Linked DNA regions of Homo sapiens: region 1 is linked to region 2. The links are chromatin loops, found by intact Hi-C in ENCODE. Cell type or tissue: adrenal gland. All regions are shown on one strand. Links, peaks and the distances in the headings refer to the core of each region. The heading gives the core; the rest is flanking DNA.

Region 1 (8,345 bases), core at 323-8,322, 49 kb before region 2:
CATAAAATACACAAAGCCACTGCTCTCCCAAAGCTTACATTCTAGACAGGGAAGACAGAAAATAAACAAATATACAGTGTGAATAATACATATAAGTGATGATAAATGCTCTGGAAAAAAAAGTGGTGAGAGGAAGGAGAACTATGTAAGGAAGAGGGCCTAAATGAGAAAAGGTGGGCCAGGAAGGCCTCTCAGTTCTGATGACTTGACTGGAAACCTGAGTGGGATAAGTGAGCAAGCCTTGGTTGTATCTTTGGAGAAGGACACAGACACCTTCAGTGAAGTATGCACTGGGTTTGGGAAGGAGGGAATGAGAGCAGAGTGGGCAGTTGGCTCAGAGACGGGGCCAGGCAGCATGACACAAGGACTTTCCAGCCTCTGGAAAGACTCTGGGATATTATTATGAGTGAGGTTTGATGCCACTGAAAGGTTTAAATGATCTTGCTTACATTTCAAAAGACTATCTCTGCCACTGCACTCCAGCCTGCACGACAGAGCAAACCTCTGTCTCAAAAGGAAAAAAAAAAGACTATCTCCGGTTGCTATGTTGTAACAAGAGTGGAAGCAGAGTGGCAAACTAGCAAGCTAATGCAATTGTTTAGGCAGATAAAACACTGTAGACTGGAATAGCAAGTGCAGAGGTGGTGAGAAGAAGGGGTTGCATCCTGGATTTACTTTGAGGGTAGAGTTGAATGGATCTGCTGACTGTATCACTCTATTTCATAACTTTTATAACCAAATCCTGCATAGAGGGTCTAGCTTTGTATTCGTGGAATAAATGAATGAGTGAATGAATGAATGCATGATTTACAGGCCCTCCTTCTTGATGATGTCATTTCCATTTGTGAAATGAAAATTATCAAACACTATGAAAACTACGCAGGTTTTGCTGCTACCACTAAAGTGGGTCTAATGTAAATAATATTAACCACATTTTGTAAGCAACAGATCCAGCATGTGTACTAGGTCTTCTTCCTGCCCCAAAGCTTTTATTTTAGACACAAATGTTGCACACATTTTTCAGCTTCTGCTAGGACTTAGAATTGCTCTATATCAGTTTCATGAATGACCCTCAAATAGGCCATCAATAAATTTATCTCAGCCACACATTTGATCTGAAATCCAAATCCATTTTCAAGAAAAATGTAACTGGCCAAATAGACAAGACTTTGATTTCAAAATGAACGCTGGACAGGTCATATTTTTCTGTCAATTTATTTCAAGACAATGTTCAAAGGAGTTGACTGATAAAATTCACTACTCAGTGAAAGATACCAAGACACATCTTAGGTATTGTTTACCTCTTGAAACAATATGGTGACTATTGAAATCTTACTGTGGGCATACCTACCATCACTTTTAACAGATTTCAATGAAATTTAAAAGTGACAGAGATAAATGTCTTAAATGAATCTGTAAATTCATTGATAATTTTCTAATCAATCCTACTTTTATTAGATTGTCCTTTGAAAATTTAATTAAAATTATAATTAATTTCATTTATGAACTGCAATAATGTCTTCTAATTATGTGATTATAACAAGTGAAGTCTGCTGTTCATAGAAGTAATGGTTAAAATGTCTAAAATTACCAAGTATACATTTTAAATTACCAAGTATATATTTTCCAGGTTATATGTGCTATGGAGAAAAGATAATTACCAAGTATATATGATCTTTTCTCTATAGTACATACAACCTGGAAAATTGCCCTTGTGATTAGTACTCTTTATGCTTCCTGTCATGCATTAACAGAATCTAGAGCGCTGATACTATAACAAGTGTACAAGTATATAAACTGTGCCAAGGGAAGTGGGTGCCAAACATGTCCAGCTTTCATGGTGGCAACTTCACAGAAGACACAAGGTAGTTAAACAACATCTATTGCAAGGAAAGCTTCAAAAATCACAACATCTTGGGTTGGAAAGAACTTGAAAGATGGTCTCTTTCCAGCCCTACATCCCTCTTAGACTTTATTTGATTTGGAATTGCAGTTCCTTTGCAGCACTAATCTTGATAACACATTTCAATTCCAGCAGTCTGCCAGGCTCTGCACTGGGGTGATTCTAGAGAACGGTAGGCAGGCATCCTGCCCTTGACGATCCCAGAATCTACCAGAGCCTCTGCAAGTTTTCCACAGGTTGCCTGAATTTGGCAGTTTGCTTCCCCACAGAAATCAAACAGGAGCTATGAGACTTTCTCACTTAAAACACACACACACACACACACACACACACACACACACACACACATTAAGGATAGGGTCCAGGTTTTCTGCTGCACTCACTCTAGGTTGGAGAGCTAGAGAAGAGGCTGATGAGACCATCTCTAGCATACATTTATGGAACTGTCCTTTGGAATAAGCCACATGAAAGCAAATTAGTCTTCTGTTCAATCCTTGAGACAAACAGAGTGGCCTCTGCCAGTGTACACTTTCTTCCCTGTGTAAAACATTTTACTTTGGCACTACAAGCACAGCCTGGTTCTGAGGCTTGTCCTCTTTCTCCCCTCCCTCCAGTCACTCATCACTTCAATGATGTTGCCCATGATTTCACAGTGGTTAATTTTCTACCGAGAGAGGATGCCCTAAACCAATCTTTCATTAGTGACAGTAATCACTACATCAGTCTCTTATTAATGACAATAATAGCTAACATTTATTCCATGTAAATCATAGCATAATACTATGTCATTGAATTTCACGATACCCCATGAGGTAGGTGGCATTGATATGCCCTCTCTATAGATGATGGAATAGAGATTCAGAGAAGTTAAGAGACTTGCTTATGGTCCTATTGCCAGTCAGCCCTGGAGCCAGAATTCAAGTCAGGTGTCTGATTCCTAAACCAGGCATTTGACCCCTAACGAAATTGCTTTGGTTGTAGCAGGAGGATGGGAATGGCTGGAATGGGACCACAACCACCTGGCCTCACACCTGGCCCAAGTTCTTGGAATTCCAAGACACCCCTCAAAGCACAGGCTTATGTCAACAAGAGTTTTCTAGAGGAGCTGAGGTTATCTGGGAATCTGGCTGCCAGTGTTCGTTCTCTGATCTGCTACACCATCCAACAACATAGACCCGACTTTCTTGCCAGCAGCCAGCCTCACAGGGCAGCCAAGACTAACAAGTGTAGGCACTGTGCAGGGTACAGGGCGCATGAATAGCACTATTCTTTGCTGGCCAACACTGGCCCCATTGTTTTAGGCAATGAATAGAGCTGTGTAGAAAAAAAAAAATTCACACACGAAGCAAAAGCAGCAAAATTTGTCTCTTTGTGATGGTTTCAAGACTGGGTGAAAAAGTCATTCTTCACCTGGTGCTGTTTTACATACTCTTTCACAAACAGAAAGCACTTTCTGGCAAGGGAAGAGCCTTTCTCTCAAAATTAAAAAGTTATAGGTCACAGTGCAGGTGGGAGAATTGGGAGTAGACCTCAAAGTTTAATGGCACTCATTCATTACAACATTGGGGAGATGGAAGTGATGAGGCATCATTTTGATTTAGTGGAATTAAGCTCTGTTCCCAACAATCATCTTGATCTATTTGGGACACACAGTTTTTGCCTGCATTTTTCACAGATAACAGAGGGAAAGTTAAGAACACACTATTAACTACAGTATATATTAGGGCTCCTATTCAAGGCAAATAATTGCCAGACTTTCTATTTCTTTTTGATAGTGCTAGACTCTTTTAGTCTCAGACCCATTTCTGGGGTTGTGTTGCTGGCTGCTGTAACTCACCACCAGGGAATCTCTCCCTATCTTTGTCCTGGCTGCACCATTAGATGAAGTCAGAATCTCACAAAACCATTACACTCATTTAACTTCTGCATATGGAAAATGAATTCCTCTCTTAAGAGCAGGCATTAACACATAGCTCTGATACAAGCCCGTGTCCCACACACATTATCTCCTTTTCATCCTTACACCACTCATAAAACCACCATTGGTGGTAGACGTCCTGTGGTACAAATCATCTTGGATTGTTGACTGAATTATTATTTTGTGTATCTTGGTATCATAAAGTTCTATGAATTCAGTTTCTTCAAAATAGATCTCTTTATTTTTTTATTTAAATACAGAAACTTCCAGAGGCAGCTTAAAACATGGGAAGAGCATTATGGGCTTTAGATGCAATCTGATTTAAATTCTGGCTTATACAGTAGTTCTGTAGGATGACTCTATGGTCTATGTTGTCCTGGAAAGACCTTGCTGTATCTGTTATCCTGGTGTAATTGTTAATATTGCCGTCTTTCACTTTAAAATGTGTACAGTTTAAATGGTAGATGATAAGGTCATCCTATGGTTATGTCACCATGGGCAAGCAACTTAACTTCTGTTAAGTTGCTTTCTTCATTTATTAAATCAGGACAACACTGTCTATCTGTTAGGATCAGTATTAATGTTAAAGAGAATACACGGAACTCTCTGCATATTGTCTGAAGCATAGCAAGGACTCAATAAAGATGGCTATTATTAATATTTCCTCTGGAGGCACTGCCTTAGAACACTGTTTCCAGGTGCCTTCATCCATTTTGTGCTGTTAGAATACCACAGGCTGAGTAATTCATAATGAACAGGAATTTATTGGCTCACCATTCTGGAGGATGAGAAGTTCAATATCAAGTTGCTGGCATCTGGCAAGGGCCTTCTTGCTGCATCATCCCATGAAAGAAGGGCAAAAAGAGAATGAGGGAGAGAAAGAGGCAAAAGGAGGCTGAACTCATCCTTTTGTAAGGAACCTACTCCTGCAATAACAAGCCCACTTCCACGATAATAGCATTGATCTATTCATGAGGGAAGAACCACCATGGCCTAATCACTTCTTAAAGGTCCTTCCTCTTAATACTGTGACAATGGCAATTAAATTTTAACGTGTGTTAGGGAGAGGACAAACATTTAAACTATTGCACCAACTGTTTGAGAAATCATGGACTATTGAAACAAAAAATAAAATAAAATAAAATCAATCAAAGGAATGTATTAAAGTCACCAGGGTTTTACCTTGCCTAGTAGAGACATTAGAGAAAAAGAATACCACTGATTACAAACACGTTTCCATGACAGAAAGTTTTTTTAAAAGCTGAAAATGTAGAAAACAAACTCTGAGACTAAAAGACAGCTAAGTTAACTGAAAGTATGTATCATCATTTTTTAAAACAGAGTATTATATTCTGAAGGAGATCAGAATATCTCACCCTCAAATATGCCACTTTGGCATAAGGATTATTGTGAGCTGAAGCCAATTAAGAATCAAGAAATGCAGGAAGAGTTTACTGTCCTCTCCTTTTCTGCCTAAAAAGCTGTACATAAATTTCCCTTTGAAGAAGGTTCTCTCTTACCCAAGAGAAAGAATAGCAGCTCTTAACATGAAAGACCAGAGTTAACATTAAGGTGAGTTTACATAAACAGATCTTACTAAAATCTTATCTTCCATTAGTTCCTCCCCATGTTTCCTAGTCACTTCTCCACAACTTAATGTCACTTGATGCTCACGCTCCTTTCCTTTGTTAAAATGGTGTATAAGCCCCCAAGTCTAATCACTTGTTTGCATTTTATCTTTTTGTATGTGAACTCTCATGGGTGTAAATATTAATACAAACTGTGTTCTTTTTCTCCTATTAACTTGTCTTTTGTAAGTTTAATTCACAGGCCTCCAGGTACTGAACTTAAGAAAGTAGAGAAAAAGGTTTTCCTTCTCCAAACTTTTATTTCTTTTAGCAGCAGGCTAGTGAATGTTCATAGGCTAGTAGTGGTCCAAAGTCAGACAGCTGGGAATCACTGCTCTAGAGGCATATAATCCAATCTGTCCTTTTCTGTCTGCTTCTTTTCTGACCCTGTCCTCCCCTTCTTCCTGCCATTTTATTCCCATCCTTCTCAAACATTACTTTTGTTTGTATCATTTGGCAACTTCATGATATTAAGCATTCTTCAAGTGCAGTGCTCAGTAGGCTATGGGTACTTTAAAAATATGTAGCGTATTTTTAACTTCATATCTTCCCAGAAAAACATTTTAATTTTAGCATCTTAGTTAAACCTGATGGTTACTCTAATTCACCTGTTTATTTTTCTGTAGGTTTTACACACTATTGGAGATCCAGTCAATATAGAAAAAAAGTAGATGATTCAATAAAAAAATAGAAGTTTTGCATTATGCCTATTAAGAGAGTAGCCACATACTTCAAGTGTTCATTTACAGCAGTTTTGGCAAAGAATGGGCTTAATTTGACTTCTGATCTGTACATAAGTCACAGGCAAAAACTCTCTTTTAACTCTTTTTTTCCCTCCAGGTTTGGAAAATACTCATCTTTGATTAAAAAGTTGGAAAGAACTGACCGGGCGCGGTGGCTCACGCCTGTAATCTCAGCACTTTGGGAGGCGGAGGCGGGCGGATCACAAGGTCAAGAGATCGAGACCACGGTGAAACCCCGTCTCTACTAAAAATACAAAAAAAAAAAAATCAGCCGAGCTCGGTGGCTGGCACCTATAGTCCCAGCTACTTGGGAGGCTGAGGCAGGAGAATGGCGTGAACCCACGAGGCGGAGCTTGCAGTGAGCTAATACCGCGTCACTGCACTCCAGCCTAGGTGACAGAGGAAGACTCCGTCTCAAAAAAAAAAAAAAAAAAAAAAAAAAAAGTTGGAAAGAACTGATCCACATAGGTGATTTTAAGGAAGGATGAGGAAGCTCTCCAGAAGCCCCCCTCACTTCCATTCAATTTTTCCTCTGAATGCCATTAATACCTACAACGAATTTCCTAGCATTTAACCTAACAAAGCTTTTAAAGATTTAATATTACCCTCTTTTCCCTCAAATGATATTTGCATAAGCCATAATTAAGTTTTTGGAGTCTCATTAAAAAAAAAAGCTATTGAAAGAAATAAAGCAGTGAAGCAAACATTATAAGTTGCAGTAGCTAATCACGCAAAAATGATAATAGCTTCCAAACTGTAGTCAAAATTTACTTATATTTCCTGAATATTGTGACTATTAATATTTTAAGATCTATTAATACCAAGATATATCATTGCTTTCTAATTTGCTCTTTTATTCAAGATGATCTTTAACAGCGAAAATCTTGTAACCCAATATCATAATCAAGCCATTGAACTTTTAAATTGAAGCCGGGTTCTTTTTAAGCACCTCATTTTTAAACATCAGATGAAAAAGCATTTATTCTAAGATGCAAATTTTTAATTATTTAAGAGAGTAGAAGCTTCTTTGGACCTGAAATACCAAAATGAAATGTCCCTTAACAAATATGATTTTTTTTAAAAGATGCAAATTCATCATTCTTAGTTTAACTCCGCCATGAATTTTCTCTTTAATGCAAAATAGTACATTTCATTGTGTTACCATTTTGTATTTTGCTGTATCAAAATCCTCAGCAACTTTATAAATTCTTTAAGGAGTGAAAGTGTGTAATTTGTGCTGTGCCAGAAACAGAACTCACAGTTTGCGATCACATAATTCATATACATGAGGTTGATAAGCAAATGGCAAGGAACACCGTAAGTTTCAGCAACATTTACCTCAATCAATCCTCTGTGATGGGAATGTTTTTTGCAGGGCTCACCAAAGTTCACTGGATGATTGAAATAAGAAAGAGTTGGGGGAATAACTAGGATATATGTCAAATATGTAAAAAACAAAGGAGAACCACGGAGGTTGAGACAGGATGGTTGTCCTTCCTTGGAACTGGTCTCATTAAAGTCCTCCTCAGAAAATATTTTCTCAGAACTTTGGATAAGAATTGCATTACTGGCTTCTTTTTGAAGATAATGGTTATTTTCAACATTTTATGCAACTGAATGATAAAATGACAAGAACTTTAAATTAAACCTTAGCATGCTACCAAACTAAGCATTGTGTAGAGGGGTTAGGTTGGGAACAGCCCGGCAGACATTTCTTTTCTTGCTTTCCTTTTTTTCTTTTTTTTAATCAATTTAACAAATGTTTGTTTTCAATTTGTTTTTGACAATGGACTTAATAAACTCTTTTACCTAGTTAAGATTTATGAAAAGTGTTTCTCTCCCCACTTATCTCATTTATAGAATTTGTAATTTGCATAATGGTAAGGCAGGGGCATTTTCATTCCTGCCTTTCAAGCACCTCCATTCTAATTTTCATGGTAATAGTAAGTGCACTTAACAACAATGGTTCATTGATCCAGCATGTCTCCTACCTGCCCTGGAGCAACTGGGCAATTGTTAACTATAGAAGCCACAAAACAGATAACCGAATCGACCATTTGTGCAAAAGCTCTGCCTATAATGGTTTCAATAATAATTAATATGCAGGATAGCTAGTCCTGTCACACACCATTTCAGACTAGAATTGCATCTGT
Region 2 (8,345 bases), core at 144-8,143:
AGGGGTTCCGCTTGCTCACACTCGGAATGTGCTCGCCCTCTCCTCCTCTCTTTGATGACAGGAAGTGCACATACTCCAAGCTCCATTTCCTCAATGTCCCAGGTGAAATTATCCCCGGAGAGAGGGATAACCCTAACTATTAAAAAGATGTATGCTTGATTCAATGTTCCAAATAATATTCAGCACAAACGAATCTCTGGACACCTAAGCTGTAATAGACCATGAGATTTGGAAGAGGATGAGGAAGAGTACTATCCAAGGAACCGGCTATCATCACAAATTCTGCAGACTCAGACACCTCTCGACAGCATGTCTCCAACAACCCCGCCCCCCATTCAGAGCCACTCTTCCGGAAATCAACTCACAGTTCACCTCCTGTCTAAATTCTGGTGTAGAAATGGAAACCTCTTGTAAGATGTCATAGATATTTTGGCTGAATCATCAGCAGAAGTTCTTGTCCATCCCTTAGACTTAGGATGGCCTGGTTAGTATGGTTTGATGGGACAAAGCTTGAATACCATGACCAGAAGCATTTCTGTGTTCTCCTGTCTAAGGTGAGTAGGATCCCTAGTATGTTACCCCCTCAGTTTTACTCAAGTGATTTGAAATCCAAGTGGATGATGTGGGTGGCTTTATGGATGTAAAGCAGCTACAATTGAGAGACTCTCGAGAAAGGTGGGTGGTAGTTGTGGAAATTCAGTCCAACAGGTGATCTAGGGATAAGGGACTCAAAACTATGATATTGTCCCTGTCCTTGAGATATTAACTATTCAGTAGGTGGGGCAGACAAATAAACAAACAATTACAGTAGAGTGTGACGCACACATTGGTCCGAGCAAAGTAGATAAGCACTAAAATGAAGAGGAGGTTAATTCTTTCCTGAGATGACAGGGTCAGGGAAGACAGACCAGAGGAGGTGACTCTATGAAGCAGGAATAATTGTTACTCTCATTTGAAAGAGGTAAGTGCCAGAGCGGGTGGCTCACACCTGTAATCCCAGAACTTTGGGAGGCTGAGGCAGGAAGATCACTTGAGGCCAGGATTTCCAGACCAAACTGGGTAATATAGTGAGACCATATCACTACAAAAAATTTTATAAGTTTATCCAGGCATGGAAGCATGCACCTGTAGTCTTAGCTACTCAGGAGCTGAGGCAAGAGGATCTCTTGAGTCTGGGAAATCGAGTCTGCAGTGAGCTATAATCATGCAATTGCATTCCAGCCTGGGTGACAGAATGAGACCCTATCTCAAAAAAACAAAACAAACAACAACAGAAAAAAAACTGAGACAGAAACTGTGGCTCAGCAAGATTGAATAATTTCCCTAAGTAATGCAACTATTAATTGCATTGTGGCTTCCCCAGGTGTGGGACTGAGTGGTGGTAGGAGAGAAAATTAAGTCAGGTTTCTGAGGGGTGCAGGCTGGGGCTAGTCAAAAAAGGATCAAGTCAGCCTTTACATCCCGATGACAGCAGGAAGAAGCTTAAAATCCCAAAAAGGGCAGCTTGCATGCAAGCAGTGGGGATTGTTGCCTTTATGGCATGAATACATACAACAAATTTTGTTTAAAATTTCTTTACCAAGGTCTATAGGGGCTTTATTCTACTGTCAGTGGTAAATTTTTTAATATGATACAGTCAACATCCTGGAAATGTTAACTCGCATCATCATTATCATGATTGTAAGGGTATTGGATTATGTTCTAAGAAAGAAAACACTGATCATGCGAAGGGTCAGAGAGTAAAGGAAGGTACATACTACACTATGGACTCATGAGGAGAAAGCCATAAGTGGGAAAAGGTCCCAGTACCAGCTTAAACATTTTGCCTCTTTTAAGAGGTACAAATGGTCTAGAAGGGTAAGGAGTATCTTCCCAAAGTTCTTACTCCCATCTTAATGTCCACAAATGAGATATTTATCAAGCACCCAGGGCAGCCCTCAAGCAGCATGAACAAGAAAGTGACCTCTGGAGTCAGATGTCTCAGTTCAAATCCTGGCTCTGTCACTTAGCAACTGTGTAACTTGGGGAAACTTCCTAAGCAATCTGCACCTTCATTTTACAAAATGAAAATAAAAATAACAGTAGCTTACCTGATAAGGTAAGTATGAGTTAAAATGAATAACTTAATATGTTAAATTAAATATATGAGGCAACTATGCAGCCATTATTTTCATGGCTGAGTGAAAAAGCATGCAAGTGCTAAGAAATCATTATAATTAGGGTTATTCATATGTGTTAGACAACAAAACAAAACATAATCCCTACTCATAATCTAATAGGAGCAAAAGGCAGTTATGGAGATAAGTGCAATGGAGGCATAGATGAAGGTGAGATGGGAAATGCATTTGGGAAGAACTAATAGTCAAAGAGTTTTTAAGAAACTAGAAAAAATAGTACAGGAGGGGGGCATCCTAGTAAAAGCAAACTGCTCAAAAGCAAGGAGGCATGATACCACCTGGTGCATTTGGTGGCTGCTAGTAATTAAAGATGGCAGGGGAACAGAATGGGAGGGAGGTGAACTGGAAGCATAGATGGGAGCTACATCACATGGTGCCTTAAATGCCAAGTCAGAGTCCAGATCACATGCCGAACACACGAAGGACTCAAAACTGGACTTTGAGAAGGAAGTGACACGATAAGACCTATATTCTTACAAGATCACTGAAAGAATTGTGGAATATGAGTTGGAAGGGGCTGAGATTATCAAGCAGCGAGACCTGTTTAGGAGCCTGTATTAGGAATTCAGAGACGAAAGAATGAATGAATAAGATGAGGTGTTGAGGATGTAGCAAAATATGTATATATATATATATATATATATATGAGAAATGAAATAGAAGGATGGGGATTGGTAAGTGATTAGATGGGAAGTATAAAGGGAAAGGAGTAGATAGGAAAGATGCTCAAGTTTCAGGTTTGGGCACATGAATGTGTAGTGGTGCATTCCCAGACACGAAATAAGAGGATCTGGAATGGGGGCAGGGAGAGAAAGTGTTCAAAACTGAAGTTCTGTTTTCAGCTCAATTTGCTTTAGGATAAGTGAATATGTGGGTTGATTGTATATAATGTATGTAATGATTATGCAAATCTTTGCAAATAGCTCAGATCATCCATTCATAACATAAGGCACATCAAAACCAATTCTACTCCCTACTACTCCCCAATGGTAGTAAGAGCATTGCACTGGCAACGTGACCTAGTGAAGTTTGGAAAGTCTAAAACAGTGGACTGATCCATTGTATTTCTGGAATATAAAGGAAAGCAGCTGGAACTCTGGATGAAAGCTGTAATTGGATTCACAGGCCTTCACAGCAGAAAGCGCATCTCAACACCAAGCGCAGTGGTCTGGGAAATATGAGGCAGGGAGTAACTTGACTCAAAGGGGCAAGAAAGAAGTGGACATCCCAGGAGAATTGCCCTACTTGGAGTACCAAGCCTGCCTACCTGTAAAAATGGGAAAAGTGGCAAATTATCTCAGCCTAGACTAGCAATGCCAGGCCCACTCAGGAGAAGCAGGACTGGAGAACCACTCTATGTGGCAGCAAGGCAAGCCAATCATAATCCTGAAAGACAAAATTCCAAATGCCATAATCACGAATGCTGAAACCCTAAAAGAAAATCTTGAAAATATATAATTCTGGAAAAAATCATTAAAAATTATTTAAAATGGCCAGGCACGCTGGCTCATGCCTGTAATCCCGGCACTTTGGGAAGCCGAAGCAGGCAGATCGCCCGAAGTCAGGAGTTCAAGACCAGACTGCTCAACATGGCAAAACCCCATCTCTACTAAAAATACAAAAATTAGCCAGGCATGGTGGTGGGCACCTGTAATCCCAGCTATTCGGGAGGTTGAGGTATGAGAATCACTTGAACTGGGAGGCAGAGGTTGCAGTGAACCTAGACCATGCCACTGCACTCCAGCCTGGGGGATAGAGCAAGATTCTGTCTCAAAAAAAAAAGTTTCTTTAAAACGTATTTATTTACATTTTAAAGGAGGACTTATCTGAGAAACATATAAAAACAGGACAGAACATTCATAGGCCACTTTACAGAATAAAAGAGGCAATGGCAACATACATATTTTGCAAGCAGGAGCAGTCAGGTGCACTAACGACAATGGCATGGGTATAACAGTTGTGGGCAGATGAACAGATGAACCGTATTCATAAAGACATTGGTCAAAAAGGGAAATGTGTTATCACCTATCACTATGGTTGGTAATTGTGTGCACCCAACTTAATACTGCCATCATCTGCAATATGGTGACAAACCACTTAAGTCTTTTAATGAAATTGATCAGAAACTGGATGGGTCACCACTACATATGCAGTCACCCAAAGAGTCCAGATCACGAGCCTTTCACAAATGCAGATGTACAAAAAGGACATCTCTTCATTTATTAAGGAAGTCTCAGCATTTTTATATACATGCACAATACTTGAACACAAAGTCAACATTATCATAATGCACTTTGGTGGAGCCAAATTTGTTAAAAATTCATAAAATGAATCTGAGCTCTCTAAAATTCTTTACACAATTTATACCTCCAGTATTGTAAGTAATATGAAGATGAAATACAAAGCATAGAAAAATGTAGAAAAATAATGCTGACAATTTAAAGTAGTAAAAAAAAAAATCCTAAAAAGAAAAAAACTGTAAAGAAAATTCAACATATGAAGCAGTGGATTACAAGGTTAGATTATGGACAATGGCATGGAGATGGCCCATGAGAGTTGGTCTAACAAGATGTAACTATTTTACGATTGTGATTTTCCAGATTTTCAAAGTGAGTGATATTACAGTTTATGGATTTTGATCTTTGGAGATTTCAAATTCAGGATTATGGTGTTTGGGATTGTGTTTTTCAGGATTACGATCCAAATCTAGCAGCAAGAAGGATGGCATCCACTGCCTGGAACCAGGGATCTTTCCTGTTCAAAAGTGGAAGGCCAGTGGGCTTCACTGGGTACCATTTAAGACCCCTGTGTTCTTGGCTGGCACATAATCCTGTCCATCTGGACCATGCAGCCTCAAGCCAGGTTAAGTGGATTTGTGGAAAGATAGGAAGTATGAAATATTGTAACCTGAGTGTTGCAGAGAAGTTCATACCTGTTAGCATGATCACACAAGATCATTTTCTCTTCAACGCAGGGTGTCCCCAAAGGCCAGGAGTCACTATATCCTGGCATGATCGTGTCACATCCCATCCTACCTCTTTATTATTCTTTGCGGTTGAAACATGTGGATTGTAATATTTATCTTTTACTCAAAATGATATAGGTATCCTTTAAGTAGTCATTAAAGTATTTAATGTATTTATAAGTATTTAATTATCCATTAAAATAAGTAGTAAAGACTATAAAATAACAAAAAATATTTTATCCATTTATTTCTTTAAATTTTTTCCTAGAAGAATAGTAGCATTTTTAGATCTGTCACATTTATTTATCATGTTGGACAATATTTATTTAATAGCTACCTCCAGTTATTAACATCTTAAATTCTATTCTTTATAGAACAGATGCAGTTGTAATACAAAACATTAGAAATGTTCTGTTTGGAAAATTCCTTGAATTATGATTCAAGATAATCTCAAAAATATAGTTACTACCAAACAAAAGAAATCTAATCTATATTCCTATACAATTACTGCTCAGCTAGAGATGAGAACTACCAGCTCCTTCTCTTTTTAATGTGAACCTACAAACAGATATGGAAATTAGAGCTATTAGAAATAAAAAAAAATGTTTGAAGGCTGGACAGTGGTTATGGTATCAAGAATATTTTGATAAAATGGGATTTTAGGCCAGGCACGGTGGCTCATGCCTATAATCCCAGCACTTTGGGAGGCCAAGGCCGGCGGATCACAAGGCCATGAGATCGAGACCATACTAGCTAACACAGTGAAACCCCGTCTCTACTAATAATACAAAAAATTAGCCGGGTTTGGTGGCACGTGCCTGTAGTCCTGGCTACTTGGGAGGCTGAGGCAGTAGAATCACTTGAATGTGGGAGGCAGAGATTAAAGTGAGCCAAAATCGTGCCACTGCACTCCAGCCTGGGCGACAAAGTGAGACTCCATCTCAAAAAACAAAAAAAAAGGGATTTTATTTCAAATTTTTGTGTACCTCTGATATAATTATTCAAATTTTTGCAAATGGCTCTGGTCATCCATTCGTAACATAAAGAAGCACAACAGGCTGGGCACGGTGGCTCAGGCCTGTAATTCCAGGACTTTGGGAGGCTGAAATGGGTGGATCGCTTGAGGCTAGGAGTTTAAGACCAGCCTGGCCAACATGGCAAAAACCCGTCTCTACTAAAAATATAAAAATTAGCTGGGCATGGTGGTGCACACCTGTAGTCCCAGCTACTTGGGAGGCTGAGGCACGAGAATCTTTTGAACCCAGGAGGCAGAGGTTGCTGTAAGCTGATACTGCACCACTGCACACTCCATACTGGGTAACAGAGCAAGACACTGTCTCAAAAAAAAAAAAAAAAAAAAAAAAAAGAAGCAGCAGCAGCAGCACATCAAAAACAACTCTATTCCCTAGTAGTAGTAAAAAGCATTGTGTCTTTAAACCTAACAGTTGGAATACAACTTTGTTATTGAACACAGAAATGCAGAAGAAATAATGAAAGATAACATTTTAAATTTAACCAACTTAACTTAGCAAATCTTAAATATACATATCCCATCAGTTTATATATGTTTATGTATATATGTGGATGTTTATATATATATATGTGTGTGTGTGTGTGTGTGTGTGTGTGTGTATTGCTATGAAACATACATCAACACATTGCTGATAGGAGAATTGCTGCCACCCTTTGGGAACTAATTGCACAATATGATTAATAATTTTGGAAGTTTTCATTACACATAATAGAAAGTCCAATTCAATTCACTTACACAACAACAACAACAAAAACCCTGTAATTTCACATGATAAGGATTCCAGAAGGAGAGAAATGTAAGGGCGTTAATTTAGTGGTTCAACAGGTTACAAGGACTGAGTTTCTTTCTGTCTTTCTTCTGTGTCATGTGCTTGTGAGCTAGTTCTCTTCAACATCACACGGTGACTGCTATAGTTCTAGGCATCACATCCTTATCCACCAATAACAGAAATTTTAAAAAGGGTGGTCTTATCCTTAAATCTGTTTTTAACATCTAAGAAACCATCCCCTGAAATCACCCCGGCAAATTTTCATTCACCAATTATTAAATAAAATTAAGTCATATTCTCTTTTCTAAGCCAATCACTGATAGTGGGAATGGAATTACCATGGTGGGCTTTTTCTAACCATTGTGCTTGAAGATGAGTCCACGTTTCCTTGAAGTATGTGGCTGAATAGAAAATGATAGACACCTGGGATAGAAAAAGGGTACTCCTAGTAAGAAGACAAAAATTGATGTTGGCTATCTATCACCAAAATTTTTCGCCATGTGTGTCAAGAGTTATATCCATGCCTTTTGACCCAACAACTCTACTTGTGGGAATTTCTTGTTAAAAAATAATCTAAAGGTATTTATTTAAAATATTCATTAGTGCACTGTTTATTTTAAAACTATAAAATAATGTCTAGTAATATAAAAATTATTCACTTAGATGATTTCTATTAGATGAAATATTATAGAATTATTGGAATGATAATTATAAAACATTATGGCATTAAGGAAATGTTTATTACATAATGCTAAGTGAAAAAAGACACAATTACAATTACAGTATGATGGCAACTATATAAAATATGGTTTTATTTTTTAAAGGATATAAAAAAGATTGTGTGATTTTTTTCTTTGCATTTTTAAACATTTTGCTAGCTTATTTTTAAACTAACAAAGAATATAATGTATTATCTACAGATAACGCATTATCTGTAGAATTGAAAGGATCATTATATAACAGTGTAACTGTAGGCTGCTGGTTAAGATATAATCAGATATCTCAAAATTGGGAATTTTTATGAGGCTGTTACATAAAATTATGTAAAAGTTCCAAAATTATTTAAATGGAAGTAACTAAAAAACTGAGTTGAACTCAAGGCATTTAAAAATATATATTTCAAATTTATGATATACAGTATCAAAAAAGCTATACAATTTTCCATATTAGTTGGGTTAAAAAGTGCCCTTATACTAGTGATTCTTGTTTAGGTTGGTTTTCTACATGACCCTATCAGAGAAAGTTTGTCTTTTTTTCTGCTTCTAGTAAGCCTTGTAGATGTCATTGGCACATTTATTTTTCCTTGATTTCTTTGGGAAAAGGAGGCAACTGGTCCAGCTTTTTATGCCTGAGGTCCAGAAAACATACACCTGGGAAAGGCTACTGAACTTTAATTAGTCT

Evidence for each region. Hi-C counts contacts between places; a loop is a spot of excess contacts. Peaks named below come from ENCODE experiments on the same cell type or tissue, not always from the same donor. Only the 100,000 strongest peaks of a DNase experiment are listed, where the experiment ranks them.
Region 1: a loop joins it to region 2, with 8 times the contacts of the local background. A loop is called at or near these places in 7 of 110 quality-filtered maps.

Annotation. Positions count from the first base shown.
Region 1 is chr18:56,038,595-56,046,939 of GRCh38, reverse strand. All of the region lies in intron 6 of LINC03069 (long intergenic non-protein coding RNA 3069), which reads left to right. It overlaps LINC01905 (long intergenic non-protein coding RNA 1905), which reads right to left and starts at 4,662. Exons shown (of 3, transcript NR_146511.1): 1 at 4,596-4,662. In adrenal gland, for the core only: no CTCF peak of the experiment used is centred there; no DNase peak of the experiment used is centred there.
Region 2 is chr18:55,988,917-55,997,261 of GRCh38, reverse strand. It overlaps LINC03092 (long intergenic non-protein coding RNA 3092), which reads right to left and starts at 1,051. Exons shown (of 2, transcript XR_001753454.2): 1 at 1-1,051. In adrenal gland, for the core only: no CTCF peak of the experiment used is centred there; no DNase peak of the experiment used is centred there.